Linked DNA regions of Homo sapiens: all the other regions are linked to region 1. A link is a loop called in an ENCODE intact Hi-C map of the cell type or tissue named here. Cell type or tissue: heart left ventricle. All regions are shown on one strand.

What was found. Hi-C counts contacts between places; a loop is a spot of excess contacts. Peaks named below come from ENCODE experiments on the same cell type or tissue, not always from the same donor. Only the 100,000 strongest peaks of a DNase experiment are listed, where the experiment ranks them.
Region 2: a loop joins it to region 1, with 11 times the contacts of the local background. A loop is called at or near these places in 5 of 110 quality-filtered maps.
Region 3: a loop joins it to region 1, with 12 times the contacts of the local background. A loop is called at or near these places in 40 of 110 quality-filtered maps.

The regions. Positions count from the first base shown.
Region 1 is chr19:42,446,067-42,454,066 of GRCh38, forward strand. All of the region lies in intron 1 of LIPE-AS1 (LIPE antisense RNA 1), which reads left to right. Among named protein-coding and RNA genes, the nearest start is that of CXCL17, 7.1 kb to the left of the region's middle. In heart left ventricle, a CTCF peak has its summit at 4,573 (motif pointing right); a DNase peak (open chromatin) is centred at 4,595; H3K27ac peaks cover 847 bases.
Region 2 is chr19:42,773,164-42,781,163 of GRCh38, forward strand. No RefSeq gene overlaps it. Among named protein-coding and RNA genes, the nearest start is that of PSG8, 11 kb to the left of the region's middle. RefSeq lists enhancers at 943-1,443, 1,444-1,944. In heart left ventricle, CTCF peaks have their summits at 4,051 (motif pointing left) and 4,250; a DNase peak (open chromatin) is centred at 4,018; H3K27me3 peaks cover 1,348 bases.
Region 3 is chr19:42,592,418-42,600,417 of GRCh38, forward strand. CEACAM8 (CEA cell adhesion molecule 8) reads right to left here and starts at 2,507. Exons shown (of 6, transcript NM_001816.4): 1 at 2,348-2,507; 2 at 1,124-1,483. The coding sequence starts at 2,411. The region is part of intron 2 of LIPE-AS1 (LIPE antisense RNA 1); the gene reads left to right. RefSeq lists an enhancer at 3,840-4,340. In heart left ventricle, a CTCF peak has its summit at 4,248 (motif pointing left); a DNase peak (open chromatin) is centred at 4,254; H3K27me3 peaks cover 832 bases.

The DNA of each region.
Region 1 (8,000 bases):
CTAGATAGGGGTGAGGTGCCAGGACGGGGATGGGGTTCCTGTGGCTCTGCTGCTCTGGGGAACACCCCTAGGATTCAGAGTGTAGGCTGTGGTTGCTGCACTTCACTTGCCCGTGGGAAAGTGAGCAGTGGGTGTGGGGCTTCAGGTGACCCTACGTGGGAAACGGCCGAGGGAAGATGGGGTAGGTGGCACATAGAGGTTGTTTTTTTATTTTTTTATTTTTATTTTTGAGACGAAGTTTTGTTCTTATTGCCCAGGCTGGAGTGCAATGGTACAATCTTGGCTCACCGCAACCTCTGCTTCCCAGGTTCAAGCAATTCTCCTTGCCTCAGCCTCCCAAGTAGCTATGATTACAGGCATGCGCCACCATGCCTGGCTATTTTTTTTTGTATTTTTAGTAGAGACAGGATTTCTCCATGTTGGTCAGGCTGATCTCGATCTCCTGACCTCAGGTGATCCACCCACCTTGGCCTCCCAAAGTGCTGGGATTACAGGCATGAGCCACTGTGCCCGGCCAAGGATGTTTACCAATATTTGAAGGTCGGTTGTATAAAAAAGTGTTAGACTTGGCTGGGTGCATTGGCTCATGCCTGTAATCTCAACACTTTGGGAGGCTGAGGCAGGCAGATCACCTGAGGTCGGGAGTTTGAGACCAACCTGGCCAACATGGCAAAACCCTGTCTCTACTAAAAATACAAAAATTAGCCGGGCGCAGTGGCGGGCACCTGTAATCGCAGCTATTCAGGAGGCTGAGGCAGGAAAATTGCTTGAACCCAGGAGGGGGAGGTTGCAGTGAGCCAAGATTGTGCCACTGCACTCCATCCTGGGTGACAGAGCCAGACTCCATCTCAAAAAAAAAAAAAAAAAAAAGGAAAAGAAAAAATGTTAGTGTCACATGCATCCATGTGAAGAGACCACCAAACAGGCTTTGTGTGAGCAATAAAGCTTTTAATCACCTGGTGCAGGCAGGCTGAGTCCAAAAAGAGAGTCAGTGAAGGGAGTTAGGGATGGGGCAGTTTTATAGGACTAGGGTAAGCAGTGGAAAGTTACAGTTAAAGGGGGTTTTTCTCTTGCGGGCATGGTGGGGAGATCATAAGACTCATTGTCCAGAAGAAGAATGTCACGAGGTTGATCAGTAGATCAATTGGGACAGGGCAGGATCAAGTCATGACAGAATGTCATAAGGTTGGTCAATCGGTTAAGATAGGAGTTGGCTGTTTCCCTTCTTTTGTACTTGTCGGTTGCCTCAGGCCATCTGGATGTATACATGCAGGCTTGGGTTCAGAGGCCTGACATTCCTGTCTTCTTATATTAATAAGAAAAATAAAACAAAATAGTGTTGAAGTGTTGGGGTGGCGAAAAAATTGTTTTTGGGGTGGTATGGAGAGATAATGGGCCATGTTTCTCAGGGCTGCTTCGAGCAGGATTAAGGGCTGTGTGGACCTTAAAGAAAATTTTATAATAGGTTACATGGAATAGGAGTTTAGGCTGTGGGGAGATCTTGGGGCAGAGGATGGTACTATGGGGTTGTTAAAAGTAGCATTTGTCATATAGAATGATTAGTGATGGTCTGAATGTGGTTTTGTGTGAATTGAGAAACCAAACGGAAGACACAAGGCCCGAATAAGAGGAGAAAAAGAGGTACCAGAGGACTAAGAATTGGGAGGACCCAGGATGTCCAATTAGAGAGTGCCCAAGGGGGTTCAGCATAATTACTTGCTTGTTGGCGAGTTTTTGGGCTATATCCTTGAGTTTTTTTTTATATTGTCATATACTAGGCCAGATTGATTTAGGTAAAAGCAACACTCTTCATTTAAAAATATAGAGAGTCCTCCTTTTTCAGCAGTGAGTAAGTCAAGGCCTCGGCGGTTTTAGAGGACAACTGCAGCTAAAGAGTCAACCTTGGCCTGAAGGACTCATAGAGTTTGTGATATGTCTGTGATGCTAGCAGAGAAGTCATTAGAGAGGCTCTGGAAGGTCGTGACAGAGGCTGAAATGCCTGCTATTCCAGTTCTGAGCGCAATAGCGGAGGCAGAAAGTCCTAAACCGACAAGTAAGGGAATTAGTGGAATAACCTTTTTTTTTGTCATGTCGGTGTCATGAGAGGAACAGGAAGCTTTTCAGTCCCATTCGCAAATTGAATTTTGGGAGTAAGGTAAACTAGTGTGCATGTGCCTGTCCAATTAGCAGGTAGACACATGTAGGCAGAGGATCCACAGAGGAAGAAGAGACCTTGTGCAAGGCAAAACTGGAAATGCAAAGTAAAAAGATGAGAAGGAATACTAAAAGAGGTGTCTTGCACTCAGACTCCTAGGGATCCAGCTAGGGCGGCAGCCATCAGAGGTTGTAATGGGGACTGATGGGGTAACTGCATAGAGGGGGAGGTTCGATTTTCATGGTGTATGAGAAAACGTTGAGTGTCTACGAGCAACCTTTCACTGTTATTTACAGGGCTGGGTATAAGCAAACAAAAAGAGGGCCTGGGAGGAGAGTCTGACGAGCAAGGGGAAGGTAGTCAAGGATGGAGTGAAATACAGGGTAAGTGTCTTCCTAGGAAATAATAACTGCTAATGTTTTTAAGTTTGCCAGTATTGATAGAGGGCTTTTCTGTAATATGGAGCTGGGAGGCCCCAATTGTTTCAGTGATATGTGTAGTTGGGCTTTGGAGATGAAGAGTGAAGGAACACGGAGAAGGTGAAAGGTTACCTAGGGGAATTCCAGTGGGTCTTTGCCAAGAGATACATAAAGGAGTGGCCACAGGAATAGTAGTTTGTGTTGTGAGGGGTCCAAATATGGGGGGAGTAGAATTAATATAAGGAGAAAGATTTTTTAAGTAAGTGCGGAGAAGGGCGGCAGCTTGCTGATGTGAAATGTCTGGGGAGGTCTTGCTGGACCTGTCTAGAAAGTAAAGAATTTCTTTAGGAGGGTTAAGGTGAGGGCTGTTAAAGGAAGTTCGGAGGTGTAGGGAGACAGGAGATGTTGCTTAGTCTGTATGTAAGGCGGGGACAGCTGTGTAGGCACAGGAAGAAAGGGAAATGCAAAGCCAGCAATTGTTCTCTAAGGAGGGATCAGAGACGGCTAGGAGAGAGTGAATGAGACTGATAGTGTGGTGGAGATAGCTGGGGAGAGGTAGAGGGTGGCATAAGAATGGGAATGAGAATAAGAGTGAGTATAAAAGTAAAGAATAGAACTTCATCAGGGTGGAAGTATTGGAGGGTGCCCTGCCAGCAAAGATCATCTATCCACTCTAAGAGGGAGTTAAGAGTGGCAGTTTGGGGATAGCACCAGGAGATATCCACTGTGATGGTTTGGAGGAACAGTGTAAACTGGCAGTGTAAACAAGAGCAGGGCATTTATGAGTAGTTGAGAACGGTGAATAAGAGTATGACTAGACAGAAGATAGTAGGGATGACAAGTTTTTTGGGGTGCAGTCCAAGTAGTGGGGGTGACTGCATAAAGCCCTGTTGCAAAAAGTAGGGTAAGGATGAACAGACCTAGTAGAATGAAGGGACGTATTAGGCTCATGAGGGTTATTACTGTTCTTCAGAAATACAAGTGAGTTTAAGGGAAGTAGGGGAGAGTACTTGCGACTTCCAGGAGGAAGAGGAGAGATTAGGCTGGCTGTTTGATGGACACAGCTTTATTCTGGAATGGTGAACCCAATGGGGAGGATCCTGCAGGCGGACAGCAGTTGGGGTGCTAGAGATGACTAAGTAGGGTCCAGTCCATTGAGGTTGTAGAGTTTGAGGGGTCAGATTCTTAACAAGAACGGGTTGTCCAGCTAGGGTGTCTTCATATGGCTGGGAATCTGGAGTAGGCAAGAGAAGATTAGCAGCCTGGGGAATTTCCTGTCTAGCCTGCTGGAGGCCTGGAAGATAGTTGCCTAGAGGGCCGGTGTCTGGGACAAGGTTGGGGCCGAGCAAGAAAGTGTGTCCATGTAAAAGTTCAAATGGACTGTACCCTGTAGCATCTCGAGGACAGGCTCTAATTCTGAGAAGGGCAAGAGGTAAAAGTACTGTCCAGTCCTTTTTAAGTTGGAGACTGAGCTTGGTGAGGTATGTCTTTAAAAGACCATTAGTCCGTTCTACCTTTCCTGAAGATTGAGGGCGGTAAGGGGTATGAAGTTTGACTTATTTCAGCCTACAGAGAGTAGGATGAGAATTGGTGAGTGTGTATCAGACACATTTTGGCTCAGGATGGAAAAGAACTGTCACAGTAAAGTAAGTTTCCTTGGGAAATTACAAGTTTACTGGTGGAGTTCAGGCCTGAGCTGGGTGTCTGAAAATACCTGTTAGAGTGATTTCTAAGGTTACAAGGGCAGAGCTTGGCTTGAAACTAGGTTTCCCACTGATACCACATATTAGGTATTATACAAACTGTCTTTTGCAATGAGACACGGCCCTATGATGCAGGCTGAGCTCTCTGACAGTTACTTCCTGTCTTTGTGGGCGATTGTGATTTTATCTCCTTTGTGACCTGGACTTTACCTCCTACCCTTTGCTCTTGCCAGCCCTCCCACTTCCTTTACTGGTGACAAGGTTTAAGTGCATTTACTGATGATGGTCACAAGGTGGCAGCACTGCCTCACTGGTGTTTCCTAAGACCTCTGCTTGGACGTGGGCCAGTCTAAGGTGCTGTTAGGATTAAGGGCATGAATGAGGCTAAAGGTAAACTTTATTTTCCTTTTTTTATCCTGTGAAGTAACAGAATTTGAGGTGAGTGTGAAGTAATTGCATTTGAGAACTGGAAGTGCCATGTGTGGTGGCTCATGCCTGTAATCCCAACACTTTGGGAGGCTGAAGCAGGAGGATGGTTTGAGCCCAGGAGTTCCAGACCAGCCTGGGCAACATGGTGAGACCTCATCTCTACAAAAAATAAAAAAATTAGCCGGGCACGGTGACACATGCCTGTGGTCCCAGCTACTTGAGAGCCTGAGGCAGGAGGATTCCCTTGAACCCAGGAGGTCCAGGCTGCATTAAGCTATGATCCTGTCACTGCGTTCCATCCAGCCTGGGTGACAGAATGAGACTCTGTCTCAAAAAACTCCAAAAATGAATACAAAATTAAAAAGTCTGGTAGAAATGCTTCACAAACTTTAATGTGCTCACAGATCACCCAAAGATCTTGTTTAAATGCAGATTCTGATTCTTCTGGTGGGGCCTGAGAGTCTGCATTTCTTTTTTTTATGATTGGCATTTTCACAAGATTCTGCATTTCTAAGGAGCATTTGGACGATGTCATTGCTGCTGGTTGGTGGAGCACACTTTGAGTAGCAAGGCTTGAGTATCATTTAGAGATTAATTCTCACTGCATCTGATTTATGGATGGGGAGAGACTGAGGTGTGGAGATGGAATAGAGCTTGCCCTCCATAGCCATGCCCTCACCGCATGACTTTTTGCGTTTAAACCCAGGGCTTCAGCCTCTTTGTCCAGTCCTTGCCTCATGCATCACATGGCCCCTTCACTGTTGTTGGTGGCATCTCTTTAGCTTAGGAACTCAGAACCCCATTTTTATCACCCACTCTGGGCTTGGCTCAACATGTCACTTTGACTGGTTTTCCCCTTACTCAAAACCTTCACTGACTCTTCTGTAATTCACAAGATCAAGTTCGAATGTCTGTGTCCAGTGTTCATGCCTCTATAACATATGTATGATCCCCCTTTAGCAAGCTTACCTAACTTCCCTGGTTTTTGTTTTTGTTTTTGTTTTTGAGACAGAGTCTTGCTCTGTTGCCCAGGCTGGAGTGCAGTGGCACCATCTCGGCTCACTGCAAGCTCCGCCTCTCGGATTCACGCCATTCTCCTGCCTCAGCCTCCCTAGTAGCTGGGACTACAGGTGCCTGCCACCATGCCTGGCTAATTTTTTGTATTTTTAGTAGAGACGGGGTTTCACCGTGTTAGCGAGGGTGGTGATGGTCTCGATCTCCTGATCTCATGATCTGTCTGCCTCAGCCTCAAAAGTGCTGGGATTACAGGCGTGAGCCCACCGCGCCTGGCCACTTCCCTGTTTTTAAACCATCTCTTTCTGCTCTAGCTCTCCCTGTTCCTTCCTGTTCCCTACACATACTCTGTTCTGGTCTCTCTCAGTGGTAGTGGTGGTGGTATGGGCTCTGGTGTTAGACTCACTGAGTTTCTAATCCAACATCCACCAACAACCTTGGCAAGTTACTTCACCTTTTTGAGGATCAGCATCCTCCTGTGAAATAACCCCACATGGTGGTTGAGAGGAGTAAATAAAAAATCATCTGTACCTCATAAATATATATACCTACTATGTACCCCCAAATGTAAAAATTAAAAAAAAAGTAAAACGACATCTGCAAACCCGCTCTCATTCCTGAGACCCTCTTCAAAGCTAGCATCTACAGCAGTGCCTGCCACCTGGTTTCCTTGGCGTGTGTTTCTCCTTGTCTCTGCTTTCCTAAGGTTGAACCCTTCAGGACCTCACCTGAATCCCGTCTGTTCCATGAAACCTTTCCCAGCCATTCCTGACCCAGTTGATCCCTCGCTTCTATAAATTATTTTACCTATGTATGGGCATTTAATTACATGCCAGCCCTCTCAGTGAGACCCCATAGGGAGGCTGGAAGGGTATTGGATGTGTGCGAATTGAAGGTTAATTGAATGAATACTTTTCTTACTACCCACTGAGTGTTAGAGCTGCCGTCTCTTTTTTTCAGCTAGTCCCAGCGGCAGTTCCTCCTGCACCAGCTGCACCAGACCCTGGCAGGCATGTGAATACCTTAGGGATTGCTCTTGTCAGGGTCCTTCCTGCCTCTGGGTTTTGGTTAAATTGGTGTTTCCTTTTGCACGATATCAGTGGTCCCTCTAAGGGAGAGATTGATGATATCTCTTTATGGAAATGCCAAGATAATAACTGAGGAAGTTGAACTCAATATCTTATTGCTTAAACAGCCTGGTTACAGGAGATGTGTACACACTTTCTTGTTTCGTTAAAATTACAACAGTCTTTACTCTCTTACTTCAGAAGAGACTGGGGACAAAAGACCAAGTGGGAGTGTGGGCAACATAGGGAGACCCCATCTCTACAAAAAAAAAATTAGCTGGGTGTGGTGGTGTGTGCCTGTAGTCCCAGCTACTTTGGAGGTTGAGGTGTGAGGATCGTTTGAACCCAGGAGCTCAAAGCTGCAGTGAACTATGATCACGCTGTTGCACTCTGGCCTGGGTGATAGACCAAGAAAAAAAAAAAAAAACAAGTGGGGAGGACAGGGTGGTTTAGGGGAGTTAATGTACCTCTAACCTGGATTCTCTGAATTGTTCTTTCAATCATGTCTGGAAGTGTACATCTTTGTATGTGTGGTCATATATTTATATCACATCACTCATAATTCCCTGCCTGTCAGTGGCAATTAGGAGATCATGTCAGTCAGGCTTAGGATATTAAAATTATGTAGTATGTGCTTTCACTGGAGCAAAGGTTTCTCTGAAGTCTGGAGAGAAAATGGACCAGTAGGGCTGGACCCTTTACTTGGGGTCCTGCCTTCTCTTTTTATTGGACAGCAGCCTACTCAGCCATCACTTTCCCAATCAGGGGCTTTTTTTTTTTTTTTTTTGAGATGGAGTCTCGCTCTGTCGCCCAGGCTGGAGTGCAATGGCACGATCTCGGCTCACTGCAAGCTCCACCTCCCGGGTTCATGCCATTCTTCTGCCTCAGCCTCCTGAGTAGTTGGGACTACAGGCGCCCGCCACCATGCCTGGCTAATTTTTTGTATTTTTAGTAGAGACGGGGTTTCACGGTGTTAGCCAGGATGGTCTTGATCTCCTGAGCTCATGATCCACCCACCTCAGCCTCCCAAAGTGCTGGGATTACAGGCATGAACCACCGCGCCCGGCCAATCAGGGGCTTTTTAACCTTCCCATTTTCCTATAAAGGATCCATGCCAATGTTCAGATATATTTATTGTGCCTGGAACTGGATGTTCTTTTAAAAAGTGAATCCCAGGGATGGCTTCCTAGCAGATTTCCAGGATTCTAATCTT
Region 2 (8,000 bases), 330 kb after region 1:
GCAGTTTCTTCCTAGTCTCGATGGTCCTTACATTTTGGCATGATTTTGCAGTGTCTGGTACCAGTTGTTCCTTTCCATGTTTAGTGCTTCCTTCAGGAGGTCTTTTAGGGCAGGCCTGGTGGTGACAAAATCTCTCAGCATTTGCTTGTCTGTGAAGTATTTTATTTCTCCTTCACTTATGAAGCTTAGTTTGGCTGGATATGAAATTCTGGGTTGAAAATTCTTTTCTTTAAGAATGTTGAATATTGGCCCCCACTCTCTTCTGGCTTGTAGAGTTTCTGCCAAGAGATCAGCTGTTAGTCTGATGGGCTTCCCTTTGAGGGTAACCCGACCTTTCTCTCTGGCTGCCCTTAACATTTTTTCCTTCATTTCAACTTTGGTGAATCTGACAATTATGTGTCTTGGAGTTGCTCTTCTCGAGGAGTATCTTTGTGGCGTTCTCTGTATTTCCTGAATCTGAACTTTGGCCTGCCTTGCTAGATTGGGGAAGTTCTCCTGGATAATATCCTGCAGAGTGTTTTCCAACTTGGTTCCATTCTCCCCGTCACTTTCATGTACACCAATCAGATGTAGATTTGGTCTTTTCACATAGTCTCATATTTCTTGGAGGCTTTGTTCATTTCTTTTTATTCTTTTTTCTCTAAACTTCCATTCTCGCTTCATTTCATTCATTTCATCTTCCATCACTGATACTCTTTCTTCCAGTTGATCGCATCGGCTCCTGAGGCTTCTGCATTCTTCACGTAGTTCTCGAGCCTTGGTTTTCAGTTCCATTAGCTCCTTTAAGCACTTCTCTGTATTGGTTATTCTAATTATACATTCTTCTAAATTTTTTTCAAAGTTTTCAACTTCTTTGCCTTTGGTTTGAATGTCCTCCCATAGCTTGGAGTAATTTGATTGTCTGAAGCCTTCTTCTCTCAGCTCGTCAAAGTCGTTCTCCGTCCAGCTTTGTTCCGTTTCTGGTGAGGAACTGCGTTCCTTTGGAGGAGGAGAGGCACTCTGCTTTTTAGAGTTTGCATTTTTTCTGCTGTGTTTTTTCCCCATCTTTGTGGTTTTATCTACTTTTGGTCTTTGATGATGGTGATGTACAGATGGGTTTTTGGTTTGGATGTCCTTTCTGTTTGTTAGTTTTCCTTCTAACAGACAGGACCCTCAGCTGCAGGTCTGTTGGAGTACCCGGCCGTGTGAAGTGTCAGTCTTCCCCTGCTGGGGTGTGCCTCCCAATTAGGCTGCTCGGGGGTCAGGGGTCAGGGACCCACTTGAGGAGGCAGTCTGGCAGTTCTCAGATCTCCAGCTGTGTGCTGGGAGAACCACTGCTCTCTTCAAAGCTGTCAGACAGAGACATTTAAGTCTGCAGAGGTTACTGCTGTCTTTTTGTTTGTCTGTGCCCTACCCCCAGAGGTGGAGCCTACAGAGGCAGGCAGGCCTCCTTGTGCTGTGGTGGGCTCCACCCAGTTCGAGCTTCCCAGCTGCTTTGTTTACCTAAGTAAGCCTGGGCAATGGCGGGCGCCCCTCCCCCAGCTGTGCTGGTGCCTTGCAGTTTGATCTCAGACTGCTGTGCTGGCAATCAGCCAGACTCCGTGGGCGTAGGACCCTCTGAGAGAGGTGCGGGATATAATCTGGTGTGTCGTTTTTTAAGCCCATTGGAAAAGCGCAGTGTTCAGGTGGGAGTGACCTGATTTTCCACGTGCCATCTGTCACCCCTTTCTTTGACTAGGAAAGGGAACTCCCTGACCCCTTGCACTTCCCGAGTGAGGCAATGCCTCGCCCTGCTTCGGTTTGCGCACGTTGCGCCCACCCACTGACCTGCGCCCACTGTCTGGCACTCCCTAGTGAGATGAACCCGGTTCCTCAGATGGAAATGCAGAAATCACCCGTCTTCTGCATCACTCACGCTGGGAGCTGTAGACTGGAGCTGTTCCTGTTCGGCCATCTTGGCTCCTACTCCTTATTTTCGTATTTTATCTTTTGTGAATAATGCTGCAATCAACATTTCCATGTAAGTACCTGTTTGAGTCCCTGGATTAAATTCTTTGGGCCTATACCCAGGAATGGATGTTGTTTCAAATGAGAATTCTGTGATTAGCTTTTTGAGGAACAGCAAAACTGTTTCTCCTAGTGGCTGTACCTTTTTATATTCTCACCAGCAATGTATGAGGATTCCAAATTCTACATAATGCTGCTACTTGTTATTTAACATTTTAAAAGAATTGTAGCCAGTTTTGTAGGTGTGGTGTGGTGTCCCATTGCAGCTTTGACTTTGTATTTTCCTAATGACTAATGATGTTGAGTATCTTTTCATGTCCTTCTTGACTATTTCTATACCTTCTTTGAAGAAATGTCTATTTGAGTCTTTTGCCCATTTATAAACTGGATGGTTTGTCCTTTTGTTATTGAGTTGTAGCTAGTTCTTGATATTATTTGGACATGAAAACTGCGTATATGTGGTTTGCAAATATTTTCTCTCATTCTATGTCTATTAATTATTGTCTTAATAATTTCCTTTGATGCACAAAATGCTCACATCTTGATAAAGCCCTATTTATCTTGTTTTTCTTGTTTCTCATGCTTTTGTATCATATCTAAGAATCCATTGCACATTTGAGGTCATCAATATTTACCTCTATGTCTATTTTGAGATGTTTTTATTGTTATAGGTCTTATATTTAACTCACTGATGAATTTTTTAGAGAATGGTTTGATATGGTGGGAGGTAGAGTTATCTAAATTCACTGTTTTGCATGTGGTTATCTAGTTGTTTCTGCACTATCATTGGAAAGGAGAATTGTTCCTCCATTAAATTGTCTTGACACCCTCTTCAAAGAGTAATTCACCATAAGTGTGAGGGTTTATTTCTAGACTCTCAATTCTATCCCATTTGTCTTTATGTCTATTCTTTTGCCAGCAGCTTACGTCTATTCTTTGGCAGCAGCTTCTGTTTTAATAAGTGTACTCCTTTGTGAGATTTCAAATAAGAAAGTTCAAGTCCTACAATTTATTTTGGCAAGATTGTTTTGGCTATTCAGGGGTCCTTTTGTGAAAGGTGGGGAGGCCAATGTTTCACAATTGGGAAAGCCTTTTCTGTCTTCTTCATGGGGAAGTTTGGGAGAATCTTTTAAGAAACTTAATCTAAGCAGGTAAACTGTCACCATTTTATTTGCTGAAGTGCTATGTTAAAGTGTGCATTGCCTCTTGTGGAAGAATTGTGAGACCCTGGAAGCTCTTGCTCACATGGTGAGAGATAGTGAATTCCATGATGAGGGGCAGAGAGGACAGTGTTTTGGGATACAATGTTGTTGGGGGAGTTGTATACATCTCAACTTCTTTATGTCTCTGTACAGTGGGTGTAGGGACCAGCCACACAGGGTCGGTGGGTTTTTCTCCCCGTGTGCAGAGATGAGAGATTGTAGAAATAAAGACACAAGACAAAGAGACAAAAGAAAAGACAAATGGGCCTGGGGGACCACTACCACCAAGATGCGGAGACCGGTAGTGGCCCCGAATGCTAGGCTGCACTGATATTTATTGGATACAAGACAAAGTGTCAGGATAAGGAGTGTGAGCCATCTCCAATGATAGGTAAGGCCACATGTGTCACATGTCCACTGGACAGGGGACCCTTCCCTGCCTGGCAGGCAAGGCAGAGAGAGAGAGGAGAAAGAGAGAGAGCTTACAGCATTATTTCTGCTTATTAGAGACTTTTAGTACTTTCACTAATTTGCTATTGCTAAGTAAAGGGCAGAGCCTGGTGTACTGGATGGAACATGAAGGGGGAGTAGGAGCGTGTCCACTGAAGCACAACATCACAGGGAGGCAGTCAGGCCTTTGGATAACTGTGGGTGGACCTGACTAATGTCAGGCCCTCCACAAGAAGTGGAGGAGTAGAGTCTTCTCTAAACTCCCCCGGGGAAAGGGCGACTCCCTTTCCTGGTCTGCTAAGTAGTGGGTGTTTTTCCTTGACACCGAGGCTACCACTAGACCACGGTCCGCTTGGCAATGGGCATCTTCCCAGACGCTGGCATTACCGCTAGACGAAGGAGCCCTCTAGTGGCCCTGTCTGGGCATAACAGAAGGCTTGCACTCTTGTCTTCTGGTCACTTCTGACTATGTCTCCCCAGCTCCTATCTCTGTATCGTCTGGCTTTTCCTAGGGTATGATTATAGACCAAGGATTTTTATAATATTGGAATAAAGAGTAATTGCTACCAACTAATGATTAATGATATTCACATATAATCATATCTAAGATCTATATCTGGTATAACTATTCTTCTTTTATATTTTATTATACTGGAATGGCTCGTGCCCTCAGTCTTTTGCCTCAGCACCTGGGTGGCTTGCCGCCCACAAGTGGGCATCTCCATTGGACACAGTAGGTTTTGAAATCCTTGTTTATCCTCTGGGGTCTAGGTCTTGGCTTGCCTGTTAGCTGCAGCTGAAAGAGGTGTCTGCTAAGGCAATGACACCTGTGGGGAGAAGAAAGGTTCAGCAGAGTGAAAGTAGCTGAGGCTCAGAGAGGCCAGGAAAGTCTGACTCTTAGAAACCGTGGGTCAGCAGATGGGTGTCCTCACGGGTACATGGGCGATGCCGGTAGCCACTGCAGTGGACTGGAAGAAGGTAAGTGATGCTGGGTATCCCATGTTCTCTCTCAGCTCTGCAGCTGAAGATTTGGGCCTTGGGCTGGTACGGCCCTGCAGCAGGGGAAGGGTACACAGGAATGGCTGCATATCGGGACGAAGTCCATGTCATCTTCTTAGGCATTGTTACTGCAGATGGAGGATTCTGTTCAGAGACCTGGCCTGGACACATGGGAGGGCCCACCCCATTCTTTTAAAATTATTTTAAGAGAACAGTATTAGCAAATGTGGTACATGTCTTATTCTGCTAGAATCAGTCTTATTGTCACGTTTTACAAAGTATCTTTTAGGAAATGGTGAGAGCCATCCACACTATGTGGATTTAAAGGGGACTCTAGTATAATTTCAGCTTTCCTACTCTTTATAGAAACCATCTTCTCTGCAAACACACAGGCAATATCTCTGTGTTCATTTCTATTGGGAGCCCTGTATGCAAGGTGGAGAGTGCCACATTTCCCTCTGAGATGTTATGTAAAAGTTTGAGGTGGAGATGACATATCTGACACTCTGTTGTTACACTCAGAAGCTACTACATGTGAAATTCTAATGACTGCATTATCCTGCCAAATAAAAGGCAGGCATGAGCAAGGACAGTAAAGAGGGGTGAGAGCCTCATCATGATGGGGAGTCTTGTTCTGACATCTTGGGAAAAACTGTCCACAGTGTGAAGTCATCAACTTCTTGTCCTGGTTTACAATTTGAGTGGCTGTTGTTATGGTGTCAAACATTTTAGTGAGTTCTGAGTGGCTCACGCTTCAGGTACAAGGGTTTTCCCATGAAATTTACATTGAGTTGTCCACCTCCAGCTTATAGGGCTTCTGGAACAGAATGGGTCTTGCTCTTAGTGATTCCATGGGAGAAAATGGAATTGGAGGAACTAGTAGAATTCAGGGTAATGTTCAGTTTACAGGTGGATAATAAAAACACAGAAACAATGAACAGAGCTGCAATCTCATAACCGGTGTACTACAGTTTTTATTTTCCACGTAATTTTTGTCTCTACGGGCATCTCTAGTTTTACCAATGATAATTTCAGTAGAATAAGTTTGTTTGCAAAATAGGTTGAGTTTCTTCAAACGTGGTCTGATTCTTTACATAAGTGCAGCAAGAGTAGCAATGGACCATGTAGGGTCTCTTTTAAAATTTTCTTTCCTCTAAGTTTTTATAAGGAATCTGAGATTAAACTTTTACAAACCTCTTGAGAATAGGAAGCCAAACCAAGGCTGACTTCAGACTTTGCCTGCAGTTCATATTGGTTCATTCTATGTATATTCTTAAATATAACATCCCAGTCAAAGCCTTGGTAATATAACCAATGATTTGAAATGTGTCCTGTTACAAAGAGAGCAGATTGTTACTGTACTTGTGCAAATATGTGTATTACCATAAACATATCAATTCTCATGAATAGTTGCCCAATTCTGGGGCAGTCAGGTAGAGAGCAAAAGTAAATATTTCAATAATTGTTCCCAGAAGTATAGTTTATTGAACTGCTATAAGCTATAGATAGATTAAAAGAAAAAAATTCCATAAATGTAGAATACAAACCATTTAAAGAATCAGCAAATTTTCAAATAAAAATCATAAAAACATTATCCTCATTATTATCAATATTTCAATGAAGTCAATGTTTTTCCTGCTTGGTAGGCTGAGAGTTTTATGAAGATATCAGCCTGTTAGTTAAAGTTTTTGGAAGTTCTTAGACAGTCCTGTGGGATAATGTGAAAGTTATCGGAAACTTGTATTAAAGAGTACTTGTCAGCATCTTTTCTACAAATCTCCTTGAAAAGGAAGCAATTTTGGACTGTAGCTGATTGGAAATGCTTTGAAGAAGAATAAAAACAATGTCTGTTAGTGGGAAAGATTTTAAATGACTATGGTTAAAACTCTGATGAGAATTCATTGATAACACAGCTCACATAAAAAGTTAGTTACTTCTGTAGTATATGACATTGTGGCTGATAACATACTTAATTTCTAGGAATCTCATACAATTTCTGGAACAATCATATCAGTAACATATCCATAAATATAACATAGAGAAGGTTTAGCATCCTTTACCATTTATGATTTGAAAATGCTTTTCATATAATTTTACATATCAAATAAAGTGGCTTTTCCATGTAGCTTGTGTTTCTCAACAGGATTACTGAGTTCTTGGTGGAGGCTGTTAATGAATTGGGCCAAGAAAGTATAGGCTTATGTATGCTGAAAAATTTCCCTAGATAATTCCAATACTCCCAGCTAATAATCATGAATTTAGGTCTAAATTTTACCTATTAGAACAGCTGTTATTTATCCTGGTTACACATTAGTAGCATCTGGGAAGACTTAAAAATTACCAATGCCTGAGTCTCACTTTAGACCATTAAATTGGATCCTATGGGTGGGGCTTGGGCATCCATTTAAAAAAATGTTTTCTGGTGATTCCAATGTGTAGCTGTATTTCCCCTCAGATTTCTCTGATTTCTTTTGGCATTCACTTTTTTCTATTTTGGTATTATAATTATTTTTTGGGTCTTATCATCTATCTTAGGCTTTATGTTCCTTGGGGTAGAAACCTTGCCTTCTTCATTTTTGTATCTTTCACGAACATATGAGTTGGTCATCAGGAAAATGTTCTCAATCACAAGTAGGTTGTGTTCTGAGTCTCAGGTTTACACATTAATGCTTGAGTCATTGTTCTCTGGGAGGTGAGAGGTTGCTTGTGATGAAGGGTATGGGTAAGCCCATACTGCAGATGGTAGATGGGAGATCACCCTGTTTTCAGCCATAGCATTGGAACTAAGCATTCTATGTGTATATCAGGTGGAGGGGAAGGGATGTGTAGAAAGACAGATTTAATTAGAATGGAGGAATTATACTAGGGAATAGAAGTATTTAAAGCAACAAAAATTAGTAAAGAGAAGAAATGTGAACTTATCAAATAGGCAAGAGTAGATCCCTGAAGATTTTTGAATAGGTGAGTTAACTAGAATTTAGGAAGCTAATAAGACAGTCATACACAAGGAAGATTTCAAAGACTGGAGATAAGTCAAGCAGTACCTCTAGCAGTTGTTGAGGTTGTGGGAATGGAGAGAATGACAAAAGTGAGAAATGTTATAAAAAAGGATCAAGAGGGTTTTATAAGGTATTGAATCTGGGAAACAAATGAGCAGAGACTGAGGATAATCACTTGTAGGAGACAGTGGGGTACAGGGAGCATGAAGAACAGGGGAGAAGAGACCTGCAGGAATAAATGCTGAGAAGCAGGAGTTTAGTGGGAGGAGGAGGAGATCCAGTCCCAAATACCGGCAAAGAAGTCCTTTCCCTCTCCCAAGCAAGGCAGTCAGCCCTGCAGGAAACAGGACAAAAGGAAAAGCCA
Region 3 (8,000 bases), 150 kb after region 1:
CATGGTAAAACTCTGTCTCTAATAAAAATACCAAAATTAGCTAGGGGTGGTGGCATGCACCTGTAGTCCCAGCTACTCGGGAGGCTGAGGCAGGAGAATCGCTTGAACCCGGGAGGCAGAGGTTGCAGTGAGCTGAGATCGCACCACTGCACTCCAGCCTGGCCACAGAGACTCCGTCTCAAAAAAAAAAAAAAAAAAAAAAAGAAATAAAAAGAATTATTATTTCTTTCTCAATAGGAAAATGATATTTTCTGCCAGGTTTTCTATGAATTAGCATTAAATTATCCATAGTCACCTGACCTGAAGCTTGCACAGAGGAGGCGCTCACACAAACAGCACGGGTTATTATTTGCCTCCATGAGAGGGTCCCCTTGGCATGATCCCTGCTGGACAAGTTGCTGTTAGGAACATCTTTCTTCTATTTCTGTCCCTGGGGACACTGAACTTTCTATGGAGTCTCCTAAGCCTCCCAGGCCAGTTGGCTGATGGCCTAAGAAGCTTGTCCATCTGTCCTCTCCACTCTGAGTCTCAGGTGAAGGACAAGACTCTGTCCTTGCCCAGATGAGGCTCTGGGGTCTAAGCCCTGGCTGGTGAGCAGCTCCAGGAGCCACAGCCCTTGGATGGCTGGTAAATCTTTGCTCCTAGTTGGCCCTGCCCAGGAGGCTACAACCCAGTGCTGGCACAGGTTTCCCAGGGTTACCTGGAGTCAGGATCCTGGGACAGGGGTCTGGAGCAGGGGCTTCCAGGGATGAACTTCTCTGTGAGGATCCCAGGATCCCAGGGAGCCCCTCAGGTCAGGCCCTGACCCAGTTCTTTAGAGTTTTTCTCAGGGTCAGGTCCATGGGGAGGGCACGGGGTGCCTGGCTGAGTCTGATCTCCTTCTGCTGAGTCCCCCCATCAGACTGTCATTCCTCTGCCGTGAGTGTCTGCAGGGTCTGGATGCAGGAAAGGAATTCTGGTCTGTGGAAGTCTGTCTCCCCTGAGTGTGTCCTGCACTAAATGTCCAAACCCTAAAGTGGGATGTAATGCAGAGAGGGACATGGGCACAGCCCAGGCCTAACAATCCTGTGTGTGGGAAGTAGAACTGACCCCCAACACCCAGAGGTCATGGGGAATCACTCACGATGTACGCTGAACTGGCCAGTTACTTCTTCACTCATAAGATTTAGCTTTATGACTTGTAGGGTGTAGGATCCTGTGTCATTTCTGGTGACGTTCCGCATCAGCAGGGATGCATTGGGGTATATTGTCTCTCGATTGCTGTATGCAGGCCCTGGGGTAATCTGTTGATTTGATATTACATATCCTATAATTCGACGGTTGGCATCCACTGTTTCCCCTTTGTACCAGTTGTAGCCACGAGGGTCCTGGGGCAGATTGTGGACAAGTAGAAGAACCTCCTTCCCCTCTGCAGCATTGGATGGCACAGCTTCAATAGTGAGCTGAGCAGTGGTGGGCGGGTTCCAGAAGGTGAAAAGTGAGGCTAGGAGGGGGAGAGAGCATCAAGCAATATTGCAACATATGTATTGGAGTAGAAAAATGGGGACATCAGCTTTGGAGTTTGTGTGTTTTTATGTGTGTGTATGTGTGTGTGTCCTACTGAGTCAATGTCAGCAGCACAGCCCCCATTTCTTCAACACCTCTGACCTTGGCATTTCCCTGGTGGAATCCTCTTCTTCAGGGTTCTGCACGGCTCCCTCCACACTGCCCTCAGATCCTGCTCACATCAGGGCATCCTTGGGAGACCCTTTCTCTGACACCTCCTCTAGAGACACTGGGTCTTCCCTTTCTGACCTTTCCCTGCTGTGTTCCTTCCAGGGCTCCTGTCAGCGCCTGACCTCACATTCTAGATCTCTTTGTCTGTCTTCCTCCCCAGGAGAGTGTGAGCTCTGTGAGGGCAGGGACTTGTGTGGTGTTGGCTGCACCCCAGTGCCTGGGACAGGCTTCAGACTCCTGTGGATGAGTTCCTGAGCATTCCCTGGGCCCTCTGCTTCCTGAGGCTTATTTGCCAATGTCTGACATTGTTGGCTGAGGACAATGTTTCATACCCTGGTTATGCTTTATTTGAAGTGTCATCTGGTATGGTTATTATTATCATTTTTCAAAATGTAGTGGCCAGTGATGATTAACCAGGAATATGGAACACTTGAGATGTTCCTGCCTCTTACCAATTCCAGTTCAATGTGATTTTCCTGTTGTGACCCCTTCCCCTCTCTTGTGTCCTCTCCTCTATTAAGGCTCCAACAGAAGTCCTCTGTCCCCTCTCAGAGCCCCGTCCTCCCCAGGAGACCCCAGCCAGTCACTGTGTTTCCTCCTCCTGTCCTTTCCCAGGAAGTCCTCTCCTCACCTGTGAGCAGGAGCCCCTGCCAGGGGATGCGCCATCTGCAGGAAGGGGCTGAGATGGGCCCCATGGTCTCTGCTGCCTGCGTGTTCTCCTCTGTGGAGATGAGCCTGGGATCCAGAAACTTTCTGAGCACGGCTGTCAGCTGTGCTGTCCTTCCTCCTTTTGTGCTGAGCCTCTTCCCGGGGCAGGAGCACTTCTCAGGCTCATGGGCGGGGTCTGTGCCCAGGACACCTCTCTGTCCCCTCCCCTCTCAGTCCTGCCTCCCTGTCCCTCCTTTCCCTTTATTTTCTGTCTGTGTTTCAGGCCCCTGGGAATTGCTGAGGTCTCTGACTCCTTCAGCAGTGATTCTCTCACCCAACCTCTGCACACACTATGCAGACACACACACACAGAGACACACACATACACAAAGAGACACACACAGTCACACATACACCCTGGAGACTGGGTGAGCACAGCCCTGTGCCCTCAGCATCCTGCAGCCTATGTCTCCAGGTCGGGGTGCACAGTCGCTCCCCCTGCCCTCTCCCATCCCCATCTGGCTCTTCCCTTCAGATCAGGAGGTCAGCGCTCCGCAAGGACCCTGTCACAGGGACACCACCACTGAGCTTTGGGGAGGTGTGTGCTCACTGGTGAGAGGGATCCTCCCCCTCTCTCATTGTGTCAAGCTTGGTTGCAGCTTCCAAGGATGGACATTCAATGCCCTGGATATCCCAGAGGGGACTGTCCTTACTGGTGGTGTGCAGGGCAAATAATCTCTTATGCCTCCTGAGAGAGAGGGCTGTTCTGGTTGGTCAGTGGGGGCTGTGGGCCTAGTGGTCATCAGGGACAGGTATCAGCCATTCTCTTGCTCTTTGGGTTCTGGCAGCTGAGCTGGGGCTCGGGCCTTCCATGTTCTCTCTGACCATCTTGGGTGTCCTCTGTTTTCGCCCGGCTGACTGTCCTGTGGTCACCCCACCTTCCCTATGGTTGGTGCAGCAGGAAGTGGGGAGTTGCCCAGGGGCCCCACAAGACAGTGCTCTCTGAGATCCAGGAGAGGGAGCCTGGGACAGAGCAGGGGCTCAGAGCTGGAGAGACTCATCCCAACTTACTCTGCAGCCAGGATGGGCTCAGCCCTCCCCATGCTGATATCCCCTGGGGTCTGTCCTAAGGGTTTGGACCTGGTCAGGCCCCTCTGTGTAGAGAAAGGATGGGCAGCGGCCGGGGAGCCCGTCTGGGGGGACGTTGCTCACACCTGAGAGGGCAGGTAGGGGTGGGCCATGTTCTGGGAACAAAGGGAGCTCATTCCTTGCCCCCCAGCTTGTGTACATGAGAGAGCGCTGTCCTCCCTCCTGGCTTCACGAAGGACAGCAGGGGGCAGGTGGCTACATCCCAGACAGTGCCTGGGCGTGACCATCACATACTCTCCGAGCCTCCTGGGGTGCAGAGGGAAGGTCATAGGGTGCCTGGCTGATTCCCCAGAGGCACTGTGGGCCCTCAGGCAGCTGTGGTTCTGTCAGCGCTGGGCTCAGCCTGCCATGCCGTAGAGAACAGGACACACGGAGCAGGGGCGGGTATTTAGGGAGCAGTCACAGAAAGAGTTGATGAGGATGGAGGGAGGTCACGAGGGGAAAGCGCCCAGTGTGGCATCCCGTGCACCAGCGCTGCCCTGGGAGATGCCTTAACTAGGCCCAGGGAAGGATTGGGTGTGTGGGGCAGGAGCTGCCTGCAGAGGGGGCGGCCTCATGTTGCCGGCTGCCTGGCTGCAGGGAGGAGCTGACAGAGTCCGTATGGGGAGCTTGGAGGGTAAGGAGGACGTGGGCCGAGGTGCCCTGGTGAGGGTGGACCCTGCTGGGCTGTGGGTTCCGCTGAGGGAGGTCAGCAGCCCCTGGGAAGGCTCCAGGCTGGAGGGACTCTGTCGCCCTCTGGTGGACTGGAAGGGAAGTGTGGGTGGCCGCAGTCCCAGGTCCGGCTGCGTGTTTTATTCCACATGGATCTGCACATTTCACACGAGGTCACCCACATGTTATGTCGAGCTCCATCACATTCCACATCCGTGTTTTTCTCTGTGGCTGATTCTCTGGTGTGATCTCTGAGCCTGTGTTAGTCCTCCTCACAATGGTCACAGCTGTGTGTGGAGATCTAATGGGGTGTGTGTGGCTCATGTGCTCACACAGAGTGTCCTGGGGTCAGGCTTTATGACCTACCCTGCCCCAACTCCACAACAAGATCTGAATAATGCGCCAAGTAAGATAAAGTCAGAATCCATGGGGGAGGGTGAGAGTCCTGGCAGTGCTGAGGTCTGTGTCTCCAGCTTAACTCTCAGTCTCTTTGCAAATACATTTATGTTGTGCATCTGCAGTTGGCTGGGCAGTTTCATGTCTCTGAATCCTTGAATCTCTCTGTGGATAAGGTCATGTAGGGACTGCATGTAAGTGTATGAGGGCTATCTGATTAGGGTGGGTATGTTTTACGTAGTAGGTTTTCTTCACCAAAGACTTTTCAAAAAATTGTGGTAGAGTGTATATATGTACATTCATATATCACCTCCACTTCCTGAGTTCAAGCGATTCTCCTGCCTCAGCCTCCCAAGTAGCTGGGACTACAAGCGTGCACCACCATGCCGGGCTAATTTTTGTATTTTTAGTAGAGGTGGGGTTTCACCATGCTGGCCAGGCTGGTCTCAAACTCCTGAACTTGTGATCTACCTGCCTCAGCCTCCCAAAGTGCTGGGATTACAGGCATGAGCCACTGCACCCGGCCTGTATATCTTCTTTGAAGAAATGTCTATTTGAGTTTTTGCCCATTTATAAACGGGGTGGTTTGTCTTTTTGTTATTGAGTTGTAGCAGTTCTTTATATATTCTGGACAGGAAGCTCTTCTATATGTAATTTGCAAATTTTTTCTCCCATTCTGTGCCTGGTCTTTTCACTTTCTTCATAATGTCCTTTGATGCACAAAAGGCTTGCATCTTCATAAGGCTTAATTTATCTCTTTTTCCTTGTTGTTGCTCATGCTTTTGTGTCATATCTAACAATCCATTACCACATTCGAAGTCATCAAGATCTACCCCTCTTTTTCTTTTTTTAAAAAATATATATTTTATTTACATAGGTTTTTTGGGGAACCGATTGGTATTTGGTTACATGAGTAAGTTCTTTAGTGGTGATTTTTGAGATTTTGGTGCACCCATCACCCAAGCAGTATACACTGAACCCAATTTGTAGTATTTTTTCCCTCACTCCCTTCCCACCCTTTTTACCTGAGTCCCCAAAATCCATTTTGTAATTCTTATGCCTTTACATCCTCATCACTTAGCTCCCACTTATGAATGAGAACATACGATGTTTGGTTTTCCATTCCTGAGTCACTTCACTTAGAATAATAGTCTTCAATCCCATCCAGGTTGCTGAGGATGCCATTAATTCATTCCTTTTTATGGCTGAGTAGTATTCCATCATACACACACACACACACACACACACACACACACACACACACACATATATATACATACCAAGTTTCTTTATCCACTCATTGATTGATGGACATTTTTGTTGGTTCCACATTTTTGCAATTGCAAATTGTGCTGCTATAAACATGCATGTGCAAGTATCTTTTTGTATAATGACTTCTTTTCTTCTGGGTAGATACCAAAAGTGGGATTGCTGGATCAAATGGTAGTTCTACTTTTAGTTCTTTAAGGAATCTCCACACTGGTTTCCATAATGGTTGCACTAGTTTACATTCCCACCAGCAGTGTAGAAGTGTTCCCTTTTCACAACATTCATACCAACATCTATTATTTTTTATTATGGCCATCGTTGCAGGAGAAAGGTGGTATTGCATTGTGGTTTTGATTTGCATTCCCTGATTATTAGTGATGTTGAGTATTTTTATATGTTTATTGGCCATTTATATATCTTTCTTCAAGAATTGTCTATGCATGTCCTTTGCCCACTTTTTGATGGGATTGTTTGTTTGTTTTTTCCTTGCTAATTTGATTGAGTTCATTATAGATTCTAGATATTAGTCCTTTGTCAGATGTATAGATTGTGAAGATTTTCTCCCACTCTGTGGGGTGTCTGTTTACTCTGCTGACTGTTCCTTTTGTCGTGCAAATGCTCTTTAGTTTAATTAAGTCCCAGCTATTTATCTTTGTTTTTATTGCATTTGCTTTTGGGTTGTCATGAACTCTTTCCTAAGCCAATGTCTAGAAGGGTTTTTCTGATGTTATCTTCTATAATTTTTATAGTTTCAGGTCTTAGATTTAAGTCCTTATCAATCTTGAGTTGATTTTTGTATAAGGTGAGAGATGAGGATCCACTTTCATTCTTCTACATGTGGCTTGTCAATTATTCCAGCACCATTTGTTGAATAGGGTGTCATTTTTCCACACTATGTTTTTGTTTGCTTTGTCAAAGATCAGTTGACTGTAAGTATTTGGGTTTGTTTCTGGGTTCTCTGTTCTGTTCTATTGTTTCATCTGCCTATTTTTATACTAGTACCATGCTGTTTTGGTGACTATGGCTTTATAGTATAGTTTGGAATCAGGTAATGTGATGCCTCCAGATTTGTTCTTTTTGCTTAGTCTTGCTTTGGCTGTGTGGGCTCTTTTTGGTTCTATGTGAATTTTAGAATTTTTTTTTCTAGTTCTGTGAAGAATAATGGTGGTATTTTGATGGGAATTGCATTGGATTTGTAGATTGCTTTTGGCAGTATGGTCATTTTCACAATATTGATTCTACCCATCCATGAGCATGGGATGTATTTCCATTTGTTTGTGTCATCTCTGATTTATTTCAGGAGTGTTTTGTAGTTTTCCTTGTAGAGATCTTTTACCACCTTGGTTAGGTATATTGCTAAGTATTTTTTTCCAGTATTGTAAAAGGAGTTGAGTTCTTGATTTGATTCTCAGCCTGGTCACTGTTGGTGTATAGGAGAACTCCATCACATTCCAGACCCATGAGTCCGTCTCTGTGATTGCAAGTTCACTGCCCTGCCTCTTTCACAGTCAGATGTTCCAAATGCAGATTTTGTGTCACCTTCTGTGAGTTTGTGTTTGTGTGCAGTAGGTTGTACTGTGTATGCCCGGGGTGCAATGATGCCTTGAGCTGAGCACTGGGCAGGGGTTTGGGAGCAGAAGAGGGAGGTGCAGGGCGGGAATATCAATGTTAGGGGAGCAGGGGGAGCAGGGACAAATCATCTTCATTTCTTGTTGTCAGGGACAAATTCTGGGGCACAGCACCTGGTTCTGGGGCACAGCAACCCACTGTTTGTGTTCCTGGGTGTTGTGAGTGCTCATAATTTCATGTGTCCTTGGCATCCATTTCTTAAGGTGTAAGCTTAACTGCCTCATATCAGAGGCAGGACTTGGTCACCATGACAGTTTCCAATACTGTACCCGGTCAAAAAGGCTCCAGTTGGTGGCCAGAGATAAAATCTTAGAGGCATCTCTCCTGGGCTCCCCTCCCTCCAGCTGCTTCCTTTAAACTGATCATTCTGACATTTGTCCTCAAATTTAAAGTGACCACCTCTCAGTCACAGTATGATCTCCTTGACCCAGTGTTCACTTGTTTTAAACCTGTCCATTAAAGCTCCCTGTTGTAAACCTGTCGGATAACTCTGTGGACCCAGTAAAGCCACTGGCTTACAGGACTCTTCTCTCCTCCCTCCC